Regions from separate parts of the Mus musculus genome. Here region 2 is linked to region 1. A link is a contact called in ENCODE POLR2A ChIA-PET data. All regions are on one chromosome and are shown on one strand. Each heading gives the region's core, a stretch centred on a gene start or an enhancer-like site at or near the end of the contact. The rest is flanking DNA. Distances are from core to core; before and after follow the strand shown. Region 1 holds the start of D330022H12Rik (a long non-coding RNA gene). Region 2 holds the start of Ubald1 (UBA-like domain containing 1).

The links. ChIA-PET counts read pairs that join two places held with the same protein, here RNA polymerase II (POLR2A).
Region 2: POLR2A ChIA-PET joins it to region 1 with 10 read pairs in embryonic stem cell. The contact joins the promoter of Ubald1 here to the promoter of D330022H12Rik in region 1. POLR2A ChIA-PET finds 5 or more read pairs at or near these places in 3 of 5 experiments (Patski and embryonic stem cell).

The regions. Positions count from the first base shown.
Region 1 is chr16:4,590,247-4,595,642 of GRCm38, reverse strand. It overlaps D330022H12Rik (a long non-coding RNA gene), which reads left to right and starts at 1,388. Exons shown (of 2, transcript XR_875867.3): 1 at 1,388-2,211; 2 at 2,926-4,703. It overlaps Glis2 (GLIS family zinc finger 2), which reads right to left and starts at 930. Exons shown (of 7, transcript NM_031184.3): 1 at 708-930.
Region 2 is chr16:4,878,005-4,883,267 of GRCm38, reverse strand. Ubald1 (UBA-like domain containing 1) reads left to right here and starts at 3,417. Exons shown (of 3, transcript NM_145359.2): 1 at 3,417-3,651. The coding sequence starts at 3,532.

The DNA of each region.
Region 1 (5,396 bases), core at 139-2,638:
CCCCATCCTAGGGGGCCTGCGGGGAGGTGCAAGCATCATCCTGGTAGGAGGGGGATGCACCTGCCTCGTCACCTCTTTTCCAGACCCATCCTGAGGATGCAATCACTCACCCTCTCCATCCAGCCAGGTCCCTCACCTGCTTCCATCCACCCTTCAGGAGTGGACCAAAGGCTACACAATATTCCAACTCCTAGTGCTGAATCAAGGGACGCCCCCCTCTCTGCCTCCCCCAAGGCTTGTTAAGGGTAGTGAGAGCAGGACTTTACCCAGAAAGGGAGGGTACCTTCCAAATAACCCGAGCTCACCGGTGAGCAAAGGTGGCTGCCAGATGCCCCATACAACTTCATGCCCAGGCTTCGGGTGGCCCCCTCTCACCTCGCAGAGCACCCCTACTGAAGACGCCCAACTTCCCCAGTGAAGTTTGCGCCCGCCCCGGGCCGGGCCACAGTTCAGCTCGGCCCCCAAACAGAAGGAGGGAAGGAAAGAGAAAAAAGACGGTGAAATCGAAGGACCCAGCCAGGGAGCCGGCGAGAAAGGGAGAGCGCAAAACCAACGAGCGCAGGGGCCTCAGCGAGGGCTCACAATGGCCCGGAGCAAGGCGCGGACGCGGGAGGGGGAGGCGACCCTCTGGTTACGCTGCCCCGCGCACCAGGCAAGTCCCTGGCCCAGCCCGCGTCCTCCCGGCGCGACGCCCGGGGGCTTCCTACCTCGGCTGCCGGGCTGACTGGCTCCGGCTGCGGGTTCCGGCGGTCCTGGGGCAGCGGGGAGCGGGCGAGGGGGAGGGCCGGGGCGGGCGGGGGCCGGGGCGCGAGGCTTACGGGGCACGGGCTCCCCTGGCGCCGCGCGGCACCCGGCCGCTCCGCCACATCTGCAGCTCGGGGCAGGGAAGGTGGCCGCGGCGGCCGGGCTGTGCGGGGATGTCTTTGCAAGGGAGGGAGGAGAGGAGAGGAGGGAGGGGGTGGGAGGAGGGACTGGCGGCCTTGGAGGAGGGCGAAGAGGAGGGGCGCGGGGGGCGGCCTCCCTCCCTCCCTCCCTCGCGGCTCGCTCGCTCGCTCCCGCCCTCCCTACAAACCCCTCTCACTACTGCGGCCCCAGGCCCGGAGCGCCAGCTGCCAGACGGAGCGTGCGCGGGGGGTGGAGGGTGGGGGTGGGGGGAGGCTGGGCCCGGGGAGGGGAGGAGAGCGGACGGCCGCAGGAGCGGGCACCGGAGGGAAGGGGGAGCGAAGGAGGGAGCCCCGCCACGGCAGAGACGCGCGTCCTCCTCGACTCCCCCCCCCCCCATCCCCGCCTGCCGCGGTCCCGCCCCCAGCCCGAGGGCAGCGCTAGGACAAGGCCTGGGGGGCGGGGGGCAGGGCGAGATATCCCGCCCCTGGGGGAAGCCTGGGAGAGGGGCGGGCGAACCGGCCAGGAGGAAAAGCCCCAAGGACCGGGAAGATGGAGGCGGCCGCAGCGGGCGAGGGGCGGGGACCCTCGCCTCCCCCTGCGGGGTCACCTTGGCCAGGGCCCCCGCGGCCCTTGGCTGCCGCGGAGGTGATAGAAATGCCTCTTGGAAGGCCCTGATTTCCCCGCCCAGTCCAGATCCAGGACCGCGCAGGCAAAGGCCTTTCAATTCCGACAGGTTCGAGGCCACGCTTCTCTCTTCCAGCTTTGCCTTGTCTTCAGCCTCAGTTGCCCTCCTGGTGAAATAAGCACAAGGCCTGGCACAACCAATCCAGGATTCCGTTATCTTGGTGACATCCGCCTGGACAACCTGGGTCCCCTAATCTGAGCGCCGCCGGGGTCATCGCACTTGGCGTCAGTAAGTTCAATGAGTTGGTCACTGAAAAGTGGATGTAAGTCAGTAACGCTTGCACACCGCAGCCAAGCTGTTTCCCACCTTTTCCTGGGAAGCTCAGACTTGGCGTTCTTTAGTGTTTTCTTTGGGCGAGTCTTGAGTCCACGCCTAATATCTTTTTACCTGTCTGGTGACAAATCTCAGTTCAAAAAGACAGCCCTCCTGATCCGAAGTTGGACTTGAACTCAGGAAACGAAAAGGCACTTCAAAGTCAGCATCACCAGTAGGTGAAGTACTGACTCCGGGTTGGAAATCTGTTATTCGGGCATTTGATGCCTCGGTCTGCGCCAGAGCCACATCAAGACATGAATCTTGATCATGGGGCATCCCCATTCCCAGGCACTGCTCTTGGCACACGCTCCTGGTCTGGTGCGAAGGTAGGCACATAATTGGTGCTCCTGATGTGGTGATCAAATGGATACGTAGTCAGTGCTCTTAACTGATTATGTAGTCATGATGGGTGCTTCGGTTTGAACGAAGACACATATTAGATTCTTATGATCTTTTAATACATGAAAGGGATTTAGGAAGAGGTCGGTTCACCAGGAGTAAGGCGGGGATAATGCCCCCCCACCCCCATTTCCCCTGTGTGGATAATGTCGCAGTGCTGCCGGGTTAAATATTAGCTGGCAGATGGACCCGGAGAAGGCCAGCTCTGGGACCTAAAGCTTGCTTCCAGGAAGAGGCTGTTAAAGGGCCGCCGAACATCACTAGAGTCTGAGGCGAGGGACTGCAAAGCGCCCTCTCCCGGCATCTTGAATCTGCAATTTAGTTATTCTGTTATTCTGTTAACCCAGCCCTAGTGCAGTATCTCACCTAAGCTGACTACAGGAACTGAGGCACATCGGTAGTGTGAAACTGGTGTACTAGTTAGTATAAATCTGTTTAGAAAAAGGAAAAAAAAAAGCTTATTCAGGAGCTAAAGTAGTTCAGCACGTGTTCCTAGGTTCAGTCCCTGATAACGGGGGAAAAAAGTATCATTGGGGGACACCAGGTGCTGTGCCATTTTAGCGACAAAAGGCCAACAACCTCAGTTGAGGAATGCTTGAGCCTAAGAAACTTCAGAGTGTTTTTCTTTGTTTTGTTCCCAGGGAGAATTCAGACTGGAATCCAAGGCTGGGTGGTGAGGCATGACCCCTCCTCACTGCAATCTGGGAACATGGAGGTACACTTACTATAAACTAGGCAAGTGGTCCCTTAGATGTCAAGCCTGGTCCAGTTTCACAACCTAGCTGGTGTCCTCGTAACTACTGAGAGAGAAAAAAGTAAACAAAATTTGGATGTTTTCTGCAAAACCAACAAGATTAAACACAGAAGCCTGAAATCCCAGCACTTGGGAGGACCACCACAAGTTGGAGGTTGGCCTGAATTACATAGTGAATTCCAGGGCCACCTGGGCTATGTATAAAGTGAGATCTTTATCAGCATTTAAAAATAATGTGTTCAAAGCCAGCCTGGTTTACATAACAAGTCCCAAGACAATCAGGGCCACATAGAGTGAGCCTGTGTCAGAAAAAAAAAAAACTAAATAAATACGTAAATAAAAAGGAGTGAAGACAGACTGCTAAATTAGGTGTAGAAGTAACTCAGGCCTCAATCCAGGCAGCTGGTCCTCAGTGGGCTGAGCTAGGAGTGTCTGGATTTTAAAGCTGGCTGGGGATACAAGATTCTATCCTAAATACCCATCCTCAAGGAGACCACTTCTCTCTCTGTACTATTTTCTCTCTACATTTTTCACTGTATTCCCAACAACTTCAAGAGTAACTCCCATTATTCCCATTTTACAAAAGTGGAAACTGAGGCAAAGGGACATTGACATAGTCAGTGGTTTTGTTGTGGTTGCTTGTTTTGTTTTTCAACATAGGGTCTCTGTGTAGCTGGCCTCAAAGATGGGCCTGCCACTGCTTCACTAGTGTTGGGGTTAAAGGTGTGCCCCACCCCCACCTCAACTTCCCCCCTCCCCCACTCCACCTCAACCTTCATTGATAACGAGGTTTTATAAATTAGTAGGAGGCAGCCAGGCATGGTGGCACACGCCTTTAATCCCAGCACTCGGGAGACAGAGGCAGGCGGATTTCTGAGTTCGAGGCCAGCCTGGTCTTCAGAGTGAGTTCCAGGACAGCCAGAACTATACAGAGAAACCCTGTCTCGAAAAACCAAAAAAATTAAAAACAAAAAAAAGTTAGTAGGCATAGTTCAGGTTGCAGTCTCAGTGGTTTGATTCCAAAGTATGTACTTGAAACCCACTGCCTCCCTAGGACATCAGATACTGGGAAAGGTAGGGAAGGAACTATAGGGGTCAGGACATTTTTTTTGGAGTTCTTCATGATAAACAATGAGTAAAGATCCTCTCTGATCTTAGTGTCTCGGTAGTGGCCCTCTCCTCTCTCAGAGCCCTTCTCTAAAGAGGCATCCTTCCTCTTGTGCCAAGGACGTGGAAGGAGGAGTGTTTTCTCTAGAAGATGGTAAGCCCCCAAGGTAGGATTCACGTGTTTTCCCCTTCGGAGGAGTAAATGCCTCCAAACTATGACTGCGTGGTATGTCTGAAGGATGAATTTGGTGTCCTAATCTTTTACTGGTAAACATGTATTGAACTGGGGGTTTAGCTCAGTGGGACAGTACATGTTAGCATCACCAAGAACAAGCACAGCAAAGAAACCATGTGTTGAATATGTCTTCAGCCCACATCCATTCAAAAACTGCTTATTAAGATCTTTTGTTCGTTTATTTGTTTGCATGTTAGTTTTTGAAGCAGGGTCTCACTCTGTGACCGCAGCTGATATGGACTTGTTTTATAGACCCGGCTGGTCTTGAATTCAGAGAGGTCTGGAGAGATGGCTCAGTGGTTAAGTAAGTACTCCTTGCTCTCGAGACAGGGTTTCTCTGTGTAGCCCTGGCTGTCCTGGAACTCACTCTGTAGAACAGGCTGGCCTCGAACTCAGAAATCTGCCTGCCTCTGCCTCCCAAGTGCTGGGGTTAAAGGCGTGTGCCACCACCGCCCGGCGTACTCCTCGCTCTTGAAGAGAACCTGCGTTCAGTTCCCAGCACCCACATATGGCTCACAAACACCTGTAACTCCAGTTGCAGAGGATCCAATGTCCTTCTGACTTCCACAGGCACTGGGCATTCATGTGATATACATTCATGTAAGCAAAACGTTCATGCATTTAAAAAATGAATATATATATTTTTTGAGACAGGGTTTTTCTGTGTATCCTTGACTGTGCTATAACTTGCTCTATAGACCAGGCTGGCCTCCAACTCTGAGACCCCAGATTAAGGGCATGCGCTACCACCATCTGTCTTGTATTGTTTGTTTGTTTTTGGTAAATAAATTAATCTTTAAGAAAAAAAAAACTCGCTAAATACCAGCATGAGACCGATAGTCAACAAGTACCGTAAAGGAAAGTTGAAAAGACCTTTGAAGAGAGAGTTCAAGAGGGTGTGAAACCGTTAAGAGGAAAAAACAAAAAAACTCACAGAGCCTGGCGGTGGTGGCGCACGCCTTTAATCCTAGCACTTGGGAGGCAGAGGCAGGCAGATTTCTGAGTTCGAGGCCAGC
Region 2 (5,263 bases), core at 2,168-4,667, 290 kb before region 1:
CTTGTCTTCATTGATGTAGAAAGACACATCTTAACTGTGCTGAGTGGCAGCATTCCTTAAACGGGACCCAGGACAGCATAAAATAGGGATGCCTGGGCCACTGAGAGCACACCAGGTAAAGGTGCTTGCCACTGAACCTGCATCTGATCCCTAGAACCAGATGGTAGAAGGCAATTGACTCCACCCTTACACCATAGCATTCACACACCCACATAAACACACAGTAAATAAATATAAAACAAAATATAAAATAAGTTGGAGCGTTGATCCTATTTTCCTGATTTTGGATGCCATGTGACTAGCTGCTTCAGCTCCCACCACCTTGACTACTCTGCCACAGCAGACGGTACCCTGTAACTGTGAGGTGGGAAAAACTTTTCCTACCTTAAATATGTTGAACTCTTTGATCAATGAGCTAAAGATATCTGAACCTGGTATAGTCTTTAAAAATCAAAAAAGAAAAGTTCTCCCTGTGAAATCCTAACACTCTTATGCATATTTCATGGTATATATGCTACATGAATGTTTTAACACACGCACGCACATGCAAAAGTGCTCTGAATTCAGTCTCCTGCCTTCCCTGATCATACAGAGGGAAAAGTCCTGAGGGCTCTGGTTGTCTCAAGAAAATGGAGAACCTGGGCACAGCAGGTATTTTACCAAGCAGAAGTGTCACTAAACAGTGTTCTTAAAGAGTTTGAATTCAGGAGTTCCAAACCCCTCCAGCAATATCCTTCTGTGTTTGTCCACTATCAACATTTGAATGGATTAATTTTATTCAACAAATATTTATTGTGCAGCTACTATGTGCCAGATGATGAGTAAGGCAACGGAGATCAACTGACAGAAGAGAGGGTGCCTGCAGACCAGCAGCAGCAGCAGCAGCAGCAACACACCTCCATTGACTAGCTCTGTGAATGGGGACATTTCTCATCATACCTGAACCTCAGGTAAGGGAAGGCTGGAAATGCCCTATTCTCTCTCACATTCTCTTCTGGCCCTGTTCCCAGGGCACATCCCAGACTGCTAAAAAATCCAAAGTCCACCCTCCAGCCAAGCAAATAGTGGCTGAAAACAACGTTGTTTTCTTTCCCTGCCACGGCTGGGAAAAACAAGCTAGCTGGAGTAACTCATCACCTGGCAGGGTGACCTTCCCTTCTGTCAGCTTTTTGTTCTGCCAGTGCAAGGCCTGCATGCAGTAGCTCTCTCTGGGCTGAGCAAGCCACTGAGGTGACTAGATAAGGTAGAAGGGTGTGCCTGTCTGTGATCCTACATCCATGAACAAAAGATCCCCCGACCCAATACTCAGCTTCCTTTGCCTGAAAGATATAGCTGGCTCACTGGGTGCCTGGTCTTTTCTTTAGCTCCAAATGTCACAAGTATAAGGAAATCCACCATCAGCTTGCTTACTATAAAAATGGGAATGACACTCCCTACAGTAGCTAACGCAGGACTCGAGAAGAGATGCATGCCAAGTCTTGTACACAGAGTACCAGGCCTTTTGCTAGGTCTGTCATGCTCATCCATCCCACACTGCACAGTGAGGAGAGTTCCCACACAAGAGTGGAACTTCGAAGAAACAACAGTCAAAAATGCCATCCAGGTCTGTCTGGCTACAACCTACCCACCTTCCTTCAGACTTTGTTACAGTCTCCATGGCAACAGTGAAATCAGAGCGGCCTTTTACTGTGATCTCCATGTGTGCTGGTTTTGCCTATAATAATGCACATGCATAGTTGGGCGTGGTGGCACACACCTTTAATCCCAGCACTTGGGAGGCAGAGGCAGGCGGATTTCTGAGTTCAGAGTGAGTTCCAGGACAGCCAGGGCTACACAGAGAAACCCTGTCTCGAAAACAAACAAACAAAAGCACATGCATGATGCTTCCTAGAAATAAAGGCATATTCTCAGCAAAAGCAAAAAAATTGGGGTACTGTTGATATGCAAAGACTACTGCTGAGTGTTTCTCCAAAAGGCAGCAAAGAGGCTGAAATCTTACTTCGTGTGGACAGATGGGCAAAACGTCTAAGAAAGGGAGACACTCACTAGTCCCGCTGCTACCCATAAACTAAACTCGCAGCTATAACTCAGAGCCTTCCAAGCTCCCCGTCCTCGTTTCTTCCTCCTTTTCTTCCTATCTAAGGATCTTTCAGTCCCACCTCCTTCCCATCTTCCTCCAGCCACCCGATCGGAGAGCCCCTAGGAGTGAAGGGCAAGATAGAACTCCATTTCCCTAGGTATCAACTGGGCCCCACACCTTTACGGCCTCAGCGGTCCTAGCGAGAACAAAGGATCAGGTGTATCAAAACGTCTCAAGAGCCCGCAGTTGGCTTCCGAGGCCTGCGCTTACTTCCTCGGGGCAGTGTCGCTATAATGAAGCTTTCGGACCTAACGCCTCCCCTCCCGGCTGGTTCTACAGGGGGCCAGGTCAAAGGTGAGGCCAGTGAGAGCAAAGAACCCGGGCAACGTCTCTCAGCCGAGAAGACAACGCCAGCCCTCTCCTCCCCCCAGCTTCTGGGCGACTCTTCCACGTCCGACCGGCCACTCTACCAACCGCGACGTCAGCCGGAAGTGGCATGTGCGGGGCTGTAAACACCGCCTGCGAAATCACGCACCCAGCTCCCGACCCCGCCCCCACGCCACGTGATGCGCCCGCCCCCGCCGCCGCCTCATTGGGCGGCCAGCTTTGTTTACCTTATATGGCCAGGTCCTAACACCCCGTGACGGCCCATTGGTACAGTCGCGACCTCACTCAGGTGACGTCACTGGGACAGAAAGATGCAAATAAACCGGGGCATTGTGGGAATGGCAGTCGTGGCCGTTTCTGTACGTGCTCCGCGCGGTCCTTTTGCCAGCAGGCTGCTGGAAGTTTTTCTTTTGCGTGGGAAAGTGGGAGTTGAAAGAAAGGGGACGCCAAGGCTCCGGAGCAGGGGCTGTCTTTTTTTTTTTTTTTTTTTTTTTTTTTTTTTTTAAGACGCTCTTCCTGCACGACTGGCCAAGAGTTAGGCAAAGATGCCTTGCGAGCTCTGGAATGCTTCCAGGAGGTGGTGATTTCTAGCAGCGCCTTGAAAGGCAGATGCTCTGCGATACCGAGCGTTTTCTAAGTCTCAGGATTTTAGGAGTGTTTCAGCCTAGGGCAGTGGAGTAGGACCAAAGCTATCAGAGAGTCCCCTAAGAGCGCGCCTATTAATATTGTGATGCTAAGCACAGCAGCACACAGGACCTCCAGGGCCCAGTGATAAGGCAAGCTTGTGCAATGGTCCCTGGTTCGCAACTTCGCCTCTCAGCCTGGGGCACGGGCTGCGCGCCCCACTGAGATCGCTCGGGAGAGGGCGTCCACGCTCCTTCCCGGTCCGTTCGGCGGGGGCGTCGCGGACTACACATCCCAGCATGCTTCGCCGGCCGCGGGGCAGCGAGGCGCGGTGAGTCAGAGCGCACAGTAAATATTTGTATTAGCCGGGGCCGGCTCGCTAATGGTGGACGCGTGAGGCTAGCGCGCAGGGAGGCCGGAGCGGGCTGCACGGCGGCGCCATGTCCGTGAACATGGACGAGCTCAAACACCAGGTCATGATCAACCAGTTCGTGCTGACGGCGGGCTGTGCGGCCGATCAGGCGAAGCAACTGCTACAAGCGGCCCACTGGCAGTTCGAGGTGCGTAGGGGAACCGGGGACGGGCGCGGGCGGTGTGGACACGTGCCGGGGTGCCGGCTGCGGGCATCACCGACCGCCAGGCCAGAGCCCCGGAAACCCCGCTATCAGGACTGGATACCCTCCCCCAACACCCCCCCCCCCCCGGTCCCGGTAACGGCTGAGGAGGAGACAGCCGCCTGGAAGACGCCCAGGGCCGTGCCGGAGGCGGAGTCGCTTGGAGAGAGCGGTCTCAGGGTCGGTGTGCCGGGTGGGCGGTTTGCGGGAGTGCGCACACGTACATGTGGATTTGTATTTACGCACGCACCGCGCTTGGGCGTCAGCAGGGCACATCGAAGGTTGTGGGCATGTGGGCGCGTGTGCGGACTCAAAGCCCGTCTCGAGTGCGTGTCTGATACAGGATACCTTTGTGTCATGTTTGGTGTGTGTGTGCAGCGTGTACATAGGTGGTGGTTTGCTGATGGTAATCGTGCTGGGTATGGTGCGGTGTATGTTCATATACGTCATGGAGTGTATGGGTGGTGTGCTGGATCCTCAGAGTAAATTACGAGAGTCTGTATGTGTGTAGCCCACTCCAAAGGTGTCACCGGGGCGGGATCCTTATGAAGACCTGGGTATCCTCGGGCCTGACAAAGGAACCTGTATCTTGGGATGGTGTACTGTATACGGTTCACTTATTTTAGGGCATTTTAGACAGAAGATGGGAAGGTCAGTCTGGCTCTCATCTACTCCCAGGTTTCTCTTGACCGGTAGGATTATGTGCCCAGTCTTTTGTGTTACTAAGATGCCTCTGTTCCTCTAACTCAAAACCCCACATTCACCACTTGTGGGTATCGAGATGAGACTCTCTGGCTTGTAGCTGTGTGGGTACATGTGTGAGTCACAACCAGAGCCAGTCTAGTATTCTGTGCCCAGTTGGAGACCCCAGAGCTTGGCTTCCCAGTGGGAACCATCCCATTTTCAGTAGGAAAAGCCAGGAAGTGGAGACCAAGGCTTAACTTCCTGGTGCAGGATCAGAACCTCCCCAGGCTGGGAAGACTGTAGCCCTTCCAGCTCTGGATACCAAGCCTTCGATCTGTTTATCTACTCCCTGCTAGACTTCCAGGCCAATGTCCCTATGCAAGAGAGGGAAGGCTTCTTCCTTTAGCCTGGATTTGCTTACCCCTGGAGGTAGCAGTGCTTGTCAGCCTCTGAGGCCTGAACGCTCTGCCTTCTGTCCCCTCCCCCTGCAGCCCCACCCCAGGGAAGTGCCTTACTGCTCAGCTCTGCAACAGTCTTAATCTGCCCTGTTGTCTCTTGGGTTGGATGTGGTAAAACTTGTAAAACCACATTCATGGCAGTTGCTGGAGCCCAGTGGCTCTGCTTGCAGGTCCTTGCCCCAGGCTGGGCAGGCAGGCAGGTGTCTCATGGGAAATGGGCCGTGTGGAAGACTCGGCCCCTCTCTCAGTGTGGCGCAGGCTGGAGGGGGATGGACTGAGATATATGGCTACCAAGATTAGGGAAAACTGTCTTCAGGAGGAGCAGGGACTTCCTGCAGCCTGGAAACAGGCTGACTGACATGGGTAAGTTCTCTGTGCTCTGGGCTTGCAGAGTCTCCCTGTCACCGGGTACAAAG